Linked DNA regions of Mus musculus: region 1 is linked to region 2. A link is a loop called in an ENCODE intact Hi-C map of the cell type or tissue named here. Cell type or tissue: gastrocnemius. All regions are shown on one strand.

What was found. Hi-C counts contacts between places; a loop is a spot of excess contacts. Peaks named below come from ENCODE experiments on the same cell type or tissue, not always from the same donor. Only the 100,000 strongest peaks of a DNase experiment are listed, where the experiment ranks them.
Region 1: a loop joins it to region 2, with 6 times the contacts of the local background. A loop is called at or near these places in 2 of 42 quality-filtered maps.

What each region holds. Positions count from the first base shown.
Region 1 is chr17:5,145,325-5,153,324 of GRCm38, reverse strand. All of the region lies in intron 4 of Arid1b (AT rich interactive domain 1B (SWI-like)), which reads right to left. Among named protein-coding and RNA genes, the nearest start is that of Gm34854, 75 kb to the left of the region's middle. In gastrocnemius, no CTCF peak of the experiment used is centred here; no DNase peak of the experiment used is centred here; H3K4me3 peaks cover 308 bases; H3K27ac peaks cover 2,351 bases.
Region 2 is chr17:5,073,484-5,081,483 of GRCm38, reverse strand. All of the region lies in intron 2 of Arid1b (AT rich interactive domain 1B (SWI-like)), which reads right to left. Among named protein-coding and RNA genes, the nearest start is that of Arid1b, 82 kb to the right of the region's middle. In gastrocnemius, no CTCF peak of the experiment used is centred here; DNase peaks (open chromatin) are centred at 257 and 4,458; H3K27ac peaks cover 783 bases.

The DNA of each region.
Region 1 (8,000 bases), 72 kb before region 2:
AGACAAACAGGTAAGAAAATGTTATACCCAGTAACAAAGTCTAAAAGTAACTTTCAGTCCCTGTACTTGTTAGAGGAGCCAGAAACAGGCAGCGAACGCAGTCTTTGTATTGAAGTGACCTTCCCCCTGAACTTGTACAGCCCAGAAGAGAGCTGGTCAAGCTTGGGGTTAAGATGCTGTGGACAGTCCTGACGTTGTTCTGAACCAATGTACGTTAAACAAGAAATGGCGAGCTGTGCTTTCCAGAGCCCTACACTGCATGCAGATGAGGACTAGTTCATTAACCAGAAGGAAATGGCCATCAGCTTCCAAACTTCCGACAGATGCCTACAAGAGCCGCGGCCCGTGTGCAGGCTGAGCTCGCCAGGTGTACCGGTATTTTACCAATAGCAAATGCAATAAAAGCCAAGACTAGAGATACCTGAAAACACATCCCAGTAATGAAAACAGGCGCATACTGCCCACAAAACCAAAGACCTTTAAATGCCGAATAGTCTGAGAACTTACTAAAGATTAATGAATTTTTCATGAACTATAATTATAAATGTAATTTAAATACTACTTTTTGATGCTTTTTTTTGTTGGTTGGTTGGTTTTTTGTTGTTTGTTTGGGTCTTGTTTTTGTTGTTGTTGTTGCTGTTTGTTGTTTTGAGGCAGGATTTCTCTGGGTAGCCCTGGCACTAACTCTCTAGGCCAGGCTGGTCTCAAACTCAGCGAACTGCCTGTCTCTGCCTCCCTGCTGGGACAAGCTGTGCACCACCATGGCTGGCTTAAAATAAAATGTTTTAACAATCAAGCTAACAATAAAAAAATGCTGTCTCAAAACTTAGTAAGCACCACTCTACATCATATTCCAAGTATCTAAAGCCATGTTTCATAGAAAAGAGCTAAAAGAGAAGTTAAAGATAGTTATTTCGATTTGAGTTATGGCAACTTTTAGCTTGTGAGCTTTTTATATTCTAAACTTAATGTAAGCTTAACCTATGTTTTATATAATGAATATATATGTGTCAACACAGAGATTTGATTTCTTCTACTAAATTCTACTAAAGGAGACCACAGGATACCCACGGCCACTCACTCTCTTGAATGGCAGGCCCTTTACATACATTGAGGGAGTGGGGAGGTTGCTCAGCCTGGGACACACTGCTTAGAATAACATCCAGCACTGGGTAAAAGAGGCAGGTTCCGGTGTGGGGAAACCGAAGCCAGTGCCAGTGCAGACAAACTCGAAAGTGGATGCTGTGCGGCACAGTCCGGACAGGAGCTGGCTCGGTGACTGCTGGGAAGCACTGACTTACAATACTACTTTGAACCTTCGTCCCAGCTGCTCGGCGTCGGCCACATGGAGAGCAGACTAGGGATTCTGCTGTATGTGCACAGTTAAAGGAACTGCTATGAAATATTCATTTGAAAAGTAATTAAGTCCTGCAGTTGAAAAGCTAACCTTTCACAACACAAAATCATCGCTCAGCCGGAGATGAGCGCGTTCAGATGGCCTCTGGTGCTTATTACCATTTACTTAGCACCTCATCTACATTGATACTTAGGTTGTTTATATAATTTTTCATTTCCTACAAGCTCAAATAAAGGCGAACCAAAGGATGATTTTCTCCATATGCCCAAAGCAAAACCTTTACAGACCACACACACAAGACAAATACAACATTGGTAAGTCTTCTTAAAATATTGACAAAAATGGAATGCTTTCAGTAAGAGAAGGAGGTGAAGCTGTCAAAAAGGTAGTCTAGGGGCTAACACTCTGGTTTGCAGTAAAGGCCACTCATGGCTCTTGCAGAAGACCTGAGTTCAGTTCCCAGCACCCACATTAGGCAACACATAACTAGCTCCAGGGAATTTCACGCCCTCTTCTTGCCTCTGTGGGAACCCAGAATCAAGTATACATAGGCCCACATACATACATATAATTAAAAACAAATCTTTAAAAAATAGATGGCTTAAAAACCATCATTTTTATACATCAGTAATAGTTCCAAAATTACAATTTTTAATCCAGAGACACATCATATTGACTGAATACAAGCAAAAATTACTATCATTAAAAATTTTAAACCATGTTTCTCTCAAATAGTCTCTACACAGAATATCAAATTACCCTGTCTGACATTTCTGCACATGAACAAAACTGTTTTTTAAAACTGGGAGTAGGGGAAGAATTAGCAAGATTTTTGGTTTCAAATGCCACATAACGACTGGCTTCCATATGGCTCTGCTCAGTCCACAGTGATCTCTAAGGTGTCACTAGAGCACTTGAATAATCTTCCAAATGACAGGGACTGAGGCCCTGCCTCACTACCATAAAGCACTGAGAGCTGACTCAGCACTCACACCCCGCTGATGTCATGGGAGCTCTGGAGGCCTCACAGCTCAGCCCACAGGAGCCAACTACTGTAGGTCAAGATGAGCTAAGAGGACAGGCAGCTGAGTTCCTGACTGCCAGGTGGTGGGGAGGGCAGAGCACCCTCACTGCTGGCCAGGGAGTCCCGTCTTTCTGACTGTCGTCACTAACACACTAAGGAAGACAAAACGGGAAACTGCCTCCACAGCGCCTTTCCCTAACTGCAGCCATACGTGTACACAGAGGCAGGGGCTTCTATTCCAGAACCCACACTCAGGCCGGGCCCAGTTCACACCACTCACTATAGTCCGCCCTTCTACTCGGAAGCCAAACTCATCAGCAAGTAAACATTTCTGTTTTATGAGATGAATACCATGCAATTTCTGTAAACAAGACTATCAAATAAATATACTACGAGGAAAAGCTGCCCTGCACAAGGAGCCACTCTCGTTTAGAAAAAAAGCCCCTTTTTTTCCCAGTAAACACCACTCTGGAATTTCCAGACGTCAATAGTATTAAAGATCAATGTAAGAGAGAAGTCCAGATACAATTCAAACAGTATACTTACATACATTCTCTTCCACAGGCTTACCCCATACAGATACTATGAAATCATTTAAACGAATGAAGTAAAACTATGTTTGACAACAGAATATGCTAAAAATTCCCCACGTAGTAAAAGAGTATAAAAGAATCAGTTTTTGTAAAAGAGACAAACTCTATAAATATAAGCAGAGAAAACTCAATGATCACAAAAACAGCGATCCCAGCAAGTATGCCTTACACTGTTGTGAATGATGGACATGTCTTTTCTTTTTGTTTTTTGTTTTTCGAGACAGGGTTTCTCTGTGTAGCCCTGGCTGTCCTGGAACTCACTTTGTAGACCTGGCTGGCCTCGAACTCAGAAATCTGCCCGCCTCTGCCTCCCAAGTGCCTGAATTAAAGGCGTGCGCCACCACTGCCCGGCTCAAGATGGCCATTTCTAAGAAGACTGTGGCCCCTCCTACTGTCTCCCTGATCCATACTCCTTACCTGTTCGAGGCACAAGTGACTCTGGGTCAATCAAGCCTACCACAACATGATGCAATCTACCAAAATTACAGCAACCACAAACATCACACCCAGATTTTCCAAACTCCCCTTTTTAGTAACGGGGGGGGGGGGGGGGGGCTATAAAAATGAACTCTGGAAGCAATGTGGCCTGATTTCCAAGTTTAAGAATTATTAGTGACAGCAAAGGGGCCTTGTATCTGAAAGGCATTTTGCTTTCTGAGTGTGTCTGAACCTATGTACGCACACTGAGACATCACCCCTCCTCTCCCAAGGGAGGTTTCTCACTGTTTTGGGAGGGATAGAACACAGAGCTTCTTTTTCAAAATTATAGTTGTAGTTAAAATAATAGACATCAGTCCCCTTGTCCTGTGTACCTATTTCTACTTTAAGAAACAAATAGAAAACCCTAGCCAGGTACCACTTGTACATGAAGCAGAAAACGAGACACACTTGTACAGAGGTTGCATTGCTCTAGTGGAACCATCAAATATTTTTAAGAACGATGCTGCTCACTAGATTTCTATCAAGTGGTACCTCATGTGGAGACAGGAGACAAGATGCAGGAAAGGGATCCAGAAGAGGTAAAGGAATACAGAGGCACCCTGGGTAAGAGACCCAAGGCTATGGCCAGGCTGTCACTGGCGTGTGAAGTGTAATGGTCACAGCCAACTACTTAAATGACAACTGTGCTTTAGTAGCCTGCTTCTATTGAACAGCTCAGTGTGCTGGGCATTAAGATGCAGAGCAGGAGCATTGTGGGTCCTCGAACCCACTTCGCTGTCACTTTCCCATTGTGGTAACAGCACAGGGCTGCCAACACTAAGCCTGGAGTTCAAACCGGCTTCTTCCTTTCCTGTGAGAAAATCTTGAGCTCTGTGACTTATGTCCCATTTTACAGCAACTGTCCTTTCTTAACACAGGAGAAGGTGTGCTACTCAGCAAGTACCTCCTCAATGGCACTGTGACCTAGACAGGAAGACAGCAAGATATATCCTATGTACTTCCTACTGCTTCAGTTCATAAACGTTCAGGAGAGTCAGCTTCAAGCACAATTATCTCTATCTCATCACATCCTAAAAAGAAAAAAACAGGAGAGTGTGAGTGCGATTCTAAGGAAGGAGCAGGGGAGTGTGTGCAATTCTAAGGAAGGAGCAGGGGAGTGTGTGCAATTCTAAGGAAGGAGCAGGAGAGTGTGCAATTCTAAGGAAGGAGCAGGGGAGTGTGCAATTTTAAGGAAGGAGCAGGGGAGTGTGTGCAATTCTAAGGAAGGAGCAGGGGAGTGTGCAATTCTAAGGAAGGAGCAGGGGAGTGTGTGCAATTCTAAGGAAGGAGCAGGGGAGTGTGTGCAATTCTAAGGAAGGAGCAGGGGAGTGTGCAATTTTAAGGAAGGAGCAGGGGAGTGTGTGCAATTCTAAGGAAGGAGCAGGGGAGTGTGCAATTCTAAGGAAGGAGCAGGGGAGTGTGCAATTCTAAGGAAGGAGCAGGGGAGTGTGTGCAATTCTAAGGAAGGAGCAGGGGAGTGTGTGCAATTCTAAGGAAGGAGCAGGGGAGTGTGCAATTCTAAGGAAGGAGCAGGGGAGTGTGCAATTCTAAGGAAGGAGCAGGGGAGTGTGCAATTCTAAGGAAGGAGCAGGGGAGTGTGTGCAATTCTAAGGAAGGAGCAGGGGAGTGTGCAATTCTAAGGAAGGAGCAGGGGAGTGTGTGCAATTCTAAGGAAGGAGCAGGGGAGTGTGCAATTCTAAGGAAGGAGCAGGGGAGTGTGTGCAATTCTAAGGAAGGAGCAGGGGAGTGTGCAATTCTAAGGAAGGAGCAGGGGAGTGTGCAATTCTAAGGAAGGAGCAGGGGAGTGTGTGCAATTCTAAGGAAGGAGCAGGGGAGTGTGCAATTCTAAGGAAGGAGCAGGGGAGTGTGTGCAATTCTAAGGAAGGAGCAGGGGAGTGTGTGCAATTCTAAGGAAGGAGCAGGGGAGTGTGTGCAATTCTAAGGAAGGAGCAGGGGAGTGTGTGCAATTCTAAGGAAGGAGCAGGGGAGTGTGCAATTCTAAGGAAGGAGCAGGGGAGTGTGCACTTCTAAGGAAGGAGCAGGGGAGTGTGCAATTCTAAGGAAGGAGCAGGGGAGTGTGCACTTCTAAGGAAGGAGCAGGGGAGTGTGCAATTCTAAGGAAGGAGCAGGGGAGTGTGCAATTCTAAGGAAGGAGCAGGGGAGTGTGCAATTCTAAGGAAGGAGCAGGGGAGTGTGTGCAATTCTAAGGAAGGAGCAGGGGAGTGTGCAATTCTAAGGAAGGAGCAGGGGAGTGTGCAATTCTAAGGAAGGAGCAGGGGAGTGTGCAATTCTAAGGAAGGAGCAGGGGAGTGTGCAATTCTAAGGAAGGAGCAGGGGAGTGTGTGCAATTCTAAGGAAGGAGCAGGGGAGTGTGCAATTCTAAGGAAGGAGCAGGGGAGTGTGTGCAATTCTAAGGAAGGAGCAGGGGAGTGTGTGCAATTCTAAGGAAGGAGCAGGGGAGTGTGCAATTCTAAGGAAGGAGCAGGGGAGTGTGCAATTCTAAGGAAGGAGCAGGGGAGTGTGTGCAATTCTAAGGAAGGAGCAGGGGAGTGTGCAATTCTAAGGAAGGAGCAGGGGAGTGTGTGCAATTCTAAGGAAGGAGCAGGGGAGTGTGCAATTCTAAGGAAGGAGCAGGGGAGTGTGTGCAATTCTAAGGAAGGAGCAGGGGAGTGTGCAATTCTAAGGAAGGAGCAGGGGAGTGTGCAATTCTAAGGAAGGAGCAGGGGAGTGTGTGCAATTCTAAGGAAGGAGCAGGGGAGTGTGCAATTCTAAGGAAGGAGCAGGGGAGTGTGTGCAATTCTAAGGAAGGAGCAGGGGAGTGTGTGCAATTCTAAGGAAGGAGCAGGGGAGTGTGCAATTCTAAGGAAGGAGCAGGGGAGTGTGCAATTCTAAGGAAGGAGCAGGGGAGTGTGTGCAATTCTAAGGAAGGAGCAGGGGAGTGTGTGCAATTCTAAGGAAGGAGCAGGGGAGTGTGTGCAATTCTAAGGAAGGAGCAGGGGAGTGTGCAATTCTAAGGAAGGAGCAGGGGAGTGTGCAATTTTAAGGAAGGAGCAGGGGAGTGTGTGCAATTCTAAGGAAGGAGCAGGGGAGTGTGTGCAATTCTAAGGAAGGAGCAGGGGAGTGTGCAATTCTAAGGAAGGAGCAGGGGAGTGTGTGCAATTCTAAGGAAGGAGCAGGGGAGTGTGTGCAATTCTAAGGAAGGAGCAGGGGAGTGTGCAATTTTAAGGAAGGAGCAGGGGAGTGTGTGCAATTCTAAGGAAGGAGCAGGGGAGTGTGCAATTCTAAGGAAGGAGCAGGGGAGTGTGCAATTCTAAGGAAGGAGCAGGGGAGTGTGTGCAATTCTAAGGAAGGAGCAGGGGAGTGTGTGCAATTCTAAGGAAGGAGCAGGGGAGTGTGTGCAATTCTAAGGAAGGAGCAGGGGAGTGTGTGCAATTCTAAGGAAGGAGCAGGGGAGTGTGCAATTCTAAGGAAGGAGCAGGGGAGTGTGCACTTCTAAGGAAGGAGCAGGGGAGTGTGCAATTCTAAGGAAGGAGCAGGGGAGTGTGCAATTCTAAGGAAGGAGCAGGGGAGTGTGTGCAATTCTAAGGAAGGAGCAGGGGAGTGTGTGCAATTCTAAGGAAGGAGCAGGGGAGTGTGCAATTCTAAGGAAGGAGCAGGGGAGTGTGCAATTTTAAGGAAGGAGCAGGGGAGTGTGTGCAATTCTAAGGAAGGAGCAGGGGAGTGTGTGCAATTCTAAGGAAGGAGCAGAGGAGTGTGCAATTCTAAGGAAGGAGCAGGGGAGTGTGTGCAATTTAAGGCTGTGCCTTTGCTAATTCTGAATAGCATTCTACTTATTTCTGTTTGGGCTACTTGCAAAGAGTAACTTGGTGGTTTGTCCCATTTGACAAATCTTCCCTCTAAGTCAGAATGCAATACAGGGATTAGCAATGCAATGTTGGCTTGCTTTTTAAGTCGTTAGCAAGTCGCTGTAGGAACTGTACTATACTAAACTGTAGGGATTCTGTTGACTCTGTGTAGCATGCAACCAGACTCCTACAGAGGAAAAACATTTGCTCACAAACAGTTCTTAAAGGCATCATTTTGTCAATAAAGTTTGTACACATTATTTCTTATTTGCACTAACACAATTTCCAAAGGTAACCCCAATTTTGGTTTACTATAAACCGTAATACACTATTTCAAGAGCAGAGATTATGTCTCAGCTCTCAAGGGATGTACTAGACGTCAGCAAGCGGCACGCTACACACAGATACCACACCTCACAGGTCCGGGGCCTAGTTCTGTCAAAAATGGACACTGGTAGGTTGTTAAGGAAAGAACCTGGGAAACGGTATAAAGCAACTGAAATGTTGGATTTAAAAATAGCCATGTCAGTAGTTCACAATGCTCTGAGTTACATCACGGAGTAGACAAGCTTCTAAGATCTTTCTAAAGGAAAACTTGAACAGCAAACAAACTTAGGCAGCCCCAGAAGACCTGCGAGGCTTGAACTGCAGACCTCTCTGGTCACAAAGGAAGGGAAGTGGTGCAAGCTGCAGTCACTGAC
Region 2 (8,000 bases):
GTAACAGCAAGACCAGAACTGCGCAACAGTCTAGACTACATAACGCTCTATACCATGTAACACTCTATATTCTAATCTGCACTGTCAATCTCCATACTATCAAACAACAACAAAGTGTGGCAATGCAGCCTTCAGTGTGACCCCTGCCCCGCCCCCCAGGGACCTCAGATCCAGGAACAACAAACAACTCACTGACAAAAGCCCCACACGCTTAAATCTAAACAGAGCCTGGCTTTCCCGTGTACAGCAGCTGGCAGGGAGAAACAGCCCAGTGGCAAGCCATAGCCCAAGATCTGCACAGCCACCGGGCAGCCAGTTTGGCTGGCACTGTGAAGCATCTCACCTCACTTAGCCTTCCTCATTTCATCTTATAAGAGCAGTCCACTTTGAACTGTGCAAACAATTCCGCTCTTCTCTCAGGAACTTCCTCATCACGGCCATCATTGAGTCCAGTTACTAACACTCTGTTTAGTTCCCCAGCTCTGACCGTGCAAAGCTCACACACCTCACTATCCGTGCACGCCTACATTCGCTTCCCAAAAGAAACCTTTTCTTTCACAAACTGTGGTTTCTACCACACGGCATACACACGGTCAGTTTAATGAAGGCAAGACAGCCTGATGGGTAGTAAATGGCTATCAGCTACAAGCATTTATCTAGATTTTATTCTGGCTGAACATTCATTATCTAAAACAAACTGTGTAAGTACTAATGGTGCACTAGACAACTGGCCTCAAGTGTTGGTCTCAGGTCAAAACACAAGTAAAAATCCTGTATTAAATTCCTGCAGACTGTGTGTCAGTGTCCTGTTTAGAGTCCCACACCTTGAGGCGGCCCATTTTATAAATGCAGATGCAATAAAACCCGAAGACCCCAACCTGGCCTCAGATATTTTCGGTAAGGGGTTCTCAACTGTACTTAGTAAGGGACTGCAAGGTAGTCTTTTAAGAGAGATAAACTCTAGCACCAAGAGTGGGGCTAGAGAGATGACTTGGCAGTGAGGAGTGTGAACTGCTTATGCAGAAAGCCCAACTTCAGTTCCCGGCACTCACTCGAGGTAGCTTGCAAGGATTTGTAACTCCAGCTCCAAGGAATCGGATGCCTCAGGACTTGGAGGGCACCTACACCTACGCTCAAGTGCACACAGGTGCATAATTAAAGAATAAGTGATTTTTGAAAGAGAGTATTTGGCTATCAGCACAGACAAGCTGTTTTACTTTAAGATGCATGTTTCCCTTCCCAGCATGCAACACAACATGATACTGCAGACCTTCTGGAAAGAGACTAGGACTACAAAGCAGAATGCAGCTGAGCTTTGTGAAGTAGTCAAAGTTTCATCAAAAAGACAAGAAAGAGATGAGGGATATCAAGTCACAAACAGAGGCAAAATGTAGAGGTCAAGGGTCCCTTATAAGGTGATGTCAGAGTCCAGGACAGCAGGGTGGTGCTCTGCCACACAGAAGAGGTTCTTGCATGAGTTGTCACACTAGAACAAGTTACCAGCAGCCTGTCCCTGTATTTTTAATCTACAAAACTACACAGGGTTCCATAGTGCAGGCCTGAGGCTGGGAGACAGGTGGAACTAAGGAACCCGGACCCCCAGAGGCATCCAGAGACCCAGAACCCAGGCTCTCCTTTCAGTAGAGAAGGCGCCTCAGATCAAAGTCCTGAACATACCAAGTGGCAGACAATTCATTGTGTGCCACAGCTCTAAAGCGCAAGCAGACCACAAAGACACAGACCACACCAAATCACAGCATCTGCATCCCATATCCTCCCATGCTCCATCGCATATCCTCCCACCGCATATCCTCCCATGCTCCATCGCATATCCTCCCATGCTCAGCCTCATTGTCCCTTAGCTCTGGGCCCTGCCGGTGGTCATAGGTCACTAACTCTCACAGTGATTTTTATAGAAATCCTAACGTCTCCTCCACATGTTTAGAATGTAGTAGAGACTAGCATTAGTTCATCTCCCTTTGGCCTACTTTGATTTCACAAAGCATCAATATCCTACGTCGAAGGATTCCTTCCTGTACACTGTAGTGACAGCGGAGCCCACTCAATGGCAGTGCAGTCTTTAAGCTACAATTAGCTTCGTATGGAAATCAAAATTTGTGCATGACCTGGCCTCCTGGCACATTTCAATGTTTCCCATCTTCTGTTCAACACCACTAAATGCTGAAATTTGAATATATACAGAAAAAAAATTAACTGAATTCTAAGGACTTGTTGTTGTTATTGTTCTTACTACTAGTACTATAAAATCTCTTTTGGAAGAAACAATCAAACCTGAAAATTTAACATTTTTCATTGGTCTGTACATCATGTACGTGGAATTCAATGCAGTATTCATACGCAGACTTTCTGTCAGACCACTGTCTGCTTTTAATATAACAAACAAAAGTGTATTAATATTTTGTTTGATTTGTGCTTGACCCACAGAGCCCATACCCAATAGCACCATCCTATGAAAGACACTTTTCAAGGTACCAGGGTAAAGGGAAAGGCAAGCTCCCTGCTCCCAGTTAAAGCTTCCAAGTCGGTAAGAACAGCCTGCCCAACATGGCACACACAGGCTCAGCCTACATGGTGTCTTGGGAAGAATGGTGGGTGAGAGGAAGAAGAGGAGAGAAAGGCTTCATGCACAGGCCTGGAGCCAGGAGGCCTGCCAGCTCAGGCTGCATGAGGCAATCCCTGGTAAAAGCTGCATGTGACCATCGGGTGACATCAGTGTCCCCAGGCTGAAGCGCGAGGGGATAAAGCAGCTTTATCCCTCAGCACTGTGCTTAAACCTCATGCCTCTCTCTGCCCTAGTCGGACCTGAAGGAGGGAAATGACTGATGAATGTCTACCAAGTCACTAAACAATACAGACTGAAAATCAATGCCTAAAACTGAGCAGTGAGAATTGAAAAAGGATGACAAGGAAGATGGGGAGACAGGATGTGATGATGTACCAAACACCAGGTCCCAGCGGCTTGCTTTAACATATTTAACATTCATGCTCTGCTCAACAAAAAGGACACAGATCTGAGGGGCCAAGGCTGAAGTCCAGAGTCTACCCCAGCACTCCTTCCTACCACCACACACTTCAGGATCACAGACATCAGAAAATCACGGTGGACATCCAGAGGGTTGTTTACTCAGTCTCAGTACCTTCTAAAACTAAGGACAGAGAAAAAAGGGGAACCTTGTTATTATGGTTATAACATTCAAAAGCACTGTGCGAGACTGCTTTCCACCCTGCCCGCGACAGAGGTAAACAGAACCCTCTGTGGCGTTTGCTGGGGGGTTGCTCCGTGTGTTCCCTTAGCAAGCCCTTCTCTAATCCGCCACCTATGGCCTGTCTGGCACCGGGCTAGCTAGGTATTGCAAAGAACAAGACATGAAAATAAGCTATGGTATTCCTGACCTGCAAAATGTCACCACCTTTGTACACAATAAACACGAAGCCAGGAAAGTTATTAGATTCAGCCCTGCTGGTACATCTCTGTTAGCAAGTCGTCTTTCTTCTTGCAGATTATCAAAAGGGTAGAGGGCTCACTTACTTTCTAGTCATCAAATTTATTGAGATAAACTATAAAGGCATTTCTAGTGTATTAGAAACCCAAAGGTTCCACATATTAAAATACAAGAATGGAAATCTCAACTATAAAACATAAAGAAAATTGCCAGTCAGGGGAAGGAGAATCATTACTAAGGATGGCTACAAGAGAATGAGATTTAGTAAAACCTACTATTTCTGATTTGCTCCAGAGTCCAACATAATACTTTAAAAAATTAGCATACAGATTATGTTCAAACACAGCACAATTCTTATACACCTATCCATGTGATGTATGCCCCATGTTAAATATGATTTTCAAGGGCTTTCTATTTTCCTGGCAGATTGAGAATTCATGTTCCATGGATTCTAAAATACCACACAGATTGATCTTTGACAAGACTTAGTTCAAACAAGCTCTTATAAATAAAGCTAGAAAGCACAAGAAAAATGTAAGCTATCGAGATCAAAGACAGAGACTGAGCTTTACCTCAGTTAATTAATGTGCTACTATATCTGCTACCCCAAGCCCTAGAGTAAGGGTATATTCAGGTATGCTCAGCCTCTGGAGCCAGGGTGCTTTGCATTCCGCGTTAGGCTGGGTCTGCCATACACAGCCATCTCACAGGAAGCTGTGCCCGAACCCTGCCTCAGCCCTCAAGCCCAAAGTAGGGCTCTGAGCTTCGCAGCACTACAAAAGGGCACTGCTGGCACAAGCAGGAAGGATGGTGTTCTCCAAAATGCACAAAGCTCTCCCCAGATTTGTCTGCTGTCACATGAGAGAATGGGGTCCAGGCCAGTAGGGGCATTCTAGCCACCAGCTGTCCTTCTTCAAGGACACCATAATCCAGGAGTTAGATCTAGAATTGCCTAGGTAGACGAGAGCAAGCATGGGTAACACTCCCACAGGGATGGTGACCCTCTGGGAACGACGGGCATGGGCATCCTTATCCATGGCTGGCCCTGCTCCAGCCTCACAGCTTACTGCACCATTCACAACAGAGCTAGTAATAGTCATAGCTGTCAGTTGTTATGTTTTATAACAAGAAACACGGAAATGTTATAGAAGTGATATTCTTAAAATATTTTCAACAGGTGTCTAAAGTTGCTAAATGAGACTCTACAACTTTCTCAGAACTAATTTTTCCCACAAGATAATGTCACATTTATTTTTGTTTTGTTTCTAAGACTCTCTATTAAGGAATCCATTTTAAAGTTCACTTTTGACAAATGTATCTCTTCATATCCTATCTGTCATTAATTCTTGGTGGACTTCTGCTCACATACCGTCAAGTCTGATATTAGTGAGAAAAGCAGAGTAGACACGGTCCCCATGTCCAGCCAACCCCTCAGACAGCCAGATCAATATGAACTATAGAGGCCCTTAGCTCACTGTTTTCAGTAAATTAGGTTTATTTGGATTACTGACCTACAAACTCATTAAGGATGGAATTCTGCCAATATTTATAAGGCAAATATAGTAAATTACACTGAGCACTTTAATGTACATAAATGTACAAATTAATCTAAAAAAGAAAGAAAAAAAAACCATAATTATTCCTCCCTTCTGACAGGCAGAGCCTGAAGCAACAAAAGAAGAGTGGCCCTCTTCCTGAGCAAGGCCTGCGAATGTCGGGCAACATTTGGGGCTTGTTGTTTGTTTGTGTTTTGTTTTATTTCTTGGTTGTACAGGAAGTATCATTAAGGAAATTTTCTAAAGTTACTATGAGAATATGGCCTTTGACACAAAGTTGCAAGTCTTTAAACTCATTTTTAAAACATACAAATATTTCCTACAATGAATGTCAATTTAAAAGAAATGAGCATCCTGAATGGAAACAGATATTTTAAGGAAGACTTTTCAATGAGTAATTTTTACAAGCTATGACTTCCTTAAAAATGTGTATCACCATGATTGCTATTCTGAGACTGACACCTTTTTAGAACAATGTAGCTGAATTCTTTAAAATCTTCCTATTCCACACTGATATAATAGAAAATACCACAAGAATCATTAAAACTATAACCAAAATTCATCTTTAAATCTTTTCTTTTAATCTCCTCATACCCCTCAGAGACACAGTCCTATGTAGCTCAAGCAGCCCTGGAACACTATGTAGCCCAGGATGGCCTCAAACTCACAGAGATGCACCTATCTCTCTGGCTTCTGAGTGCTGGGATGAAAGGTGTGTGACACTAAGCCCAGCTTTTTAAATATCTAAAGAGCTATCATATATAGTTCTGGGTGGCTTTGTACAAAAATAACTAATTCACTATTAAGTTTTGTCTTAAGTATCCCTCCACAATGCTTACACTGGCAATCTACCCCTCGTGGCCACAGTGAGGTGGCAGGAGCTCACCCTTTGGGGAGTAATTAGATAGTCAGCTTTAAGGAGAGACCTTTTACATGAGACTTCAGACCCAGGTGGCCCCCTGTCTTCCAGGTGCACATGCAGAAAGCAGGGGCCACGCATCAGGAAACAGGTCCTGGCAGCACATTGGTCTTGGACTACCACATTGAAAGAATAAATGTCTGTGGGTTACCAGCCGCTCCATCTGCAATGATTTCCACATACAAACAAAGTGGAAAAAAGATCACATGTCTTTCTGATCATGACCCTACTTGGGTACTACTCAAGTACTTTCTGATGCAGCTGGTTAGGAAATCACACATTCCAGTGTCACATCTAGGCCACCCTTCCACAGCAAACAATGTGCATGCACGTGTACTATCAAGATGAGGGCAGGACACCCCCATCCTGCTCAGCCCAGTTTGCATCCATGTAAAGGGGCTCCCAGCACACACTCCTGCCCTTAGCAGGTAAACCTTCTAGCCAACACCAACCACCAGCTGTACCTCCGAGCCCACCAGGGCACCCGGCCTGGCCCTCTGCCCTCCACAAGCACCTCTTGCACAGACTTTGTCCAGTGAGATAACTGCCTGCCTGTGCTGCTTTCCAGGAGCTCCAGCAATGTCCCGGACAACAGTGTCAACTGTGGACATCTGGGGAGGAAGGGGAAGGAGGGTTCCCCAGAGGATGCTCCAGCACACACTCCAGAAAGTCCACAGCTACAGAAGCAGTTACAGGAGGAGTACAGGGCTGATGGATGACGGTATGAAGGACAGTCTGCCCAACACACCCTTTGTCAGGAGCCAAAAGTGTGGTAAGTGCTGAGAGCAAGGGAAGGAAAGGAATGTGCCAATGGACCACTTACACACACACACACACACACACACACACACACACACGGGGGGGGGAGGGGGTGGAGAGGGAGGGGAAGGGGGAGGGCGAGGGAGACCCACATATTGTTAATGGGAAATATCTCTGAAACAAACAGCATTATAACAACTCTTTTTTAAAAAAAAAAAAAGATTCATTTATTTATTATATGTAAGTACACTGTAGCTGTCTTCAGACACTCTAGAAGAGGGCGTCAGATCTCATTACGGTTGGTTGTGATCCACCATATGGTTGCTGGGATTTGAACTCAGGACCTTCCAAAGAGCAGTAGGTGCTCTTAACTGGTGAGCCACCTCTCCAGCCCATAACAACTCTTATTATGCTGTGTGAGATGTGTTGTGTAGGTCAGTGACATTACAGGACAGACTGTGATCACAAGTAATTTTAAGATGTCTGCACAGAGAGTGAAGTATATTAAGTCATATTTAAATGAAGTAACTTCCAAGACACAAAAGAGACCGCATTTTCAATTTATGTGAACAATCAAAGCCACTGGTGGGGGGGGGGGGGGGGGGAGGCAAAAAACAACAACAACAAAAAACAGAATATACATGACTCTTTGAGGCTGTTGATTATATTTAATGTCTGTAAAAATTCTGTTTATTGGACAGATTGTCACCCACAATTGTGTACATATTCACAGAAGTTAAAAAAGTCTGTACGGAGCAGGAGAAAACCCCAAGCAGACCTGAAGGTACAGAAGAAGCCAAACTTCTACCTTTCTGACTTCCACATTTATAACCTACAGAGACATCTGCAGGAAGGTAGCAGGTTCAAGCTCACATCTAGAGTCATTCCCTCCTAAACAAAATGGCAATACTGCTTGCTTCTGGTTGCCCGCTCTGTCTGCTCTTCTAACAAACTCCTGAGTACAGGAACAACTGCAGCAAAATGTGGAAGCCATAAACAGACGGACAGACAGTGACTACCTGAGCTGCTTACATGCAGTGGACCAGAAAGGCTGGCAGGGCACAGGAATTTGATGGCCCTGGATACAGGCAAGGGCAGAGCGGCAGCTGGCGGGCACAGATGCGAGGGGCTGCGAAAGGGATCTACAGCCTAAACATGGGAGGAAGAAGCAACGACCAAGAAGATCCTCTCCCATGAAGTTCAGCTTGTCCTCCCTCATCCTGGAAGAAGCCAGTCTTACTCCTGTAAGATGGCTAAGCGGAGGCCCCAGAAGCACTGCTGGAACCCACCAGCAGCAGCAGC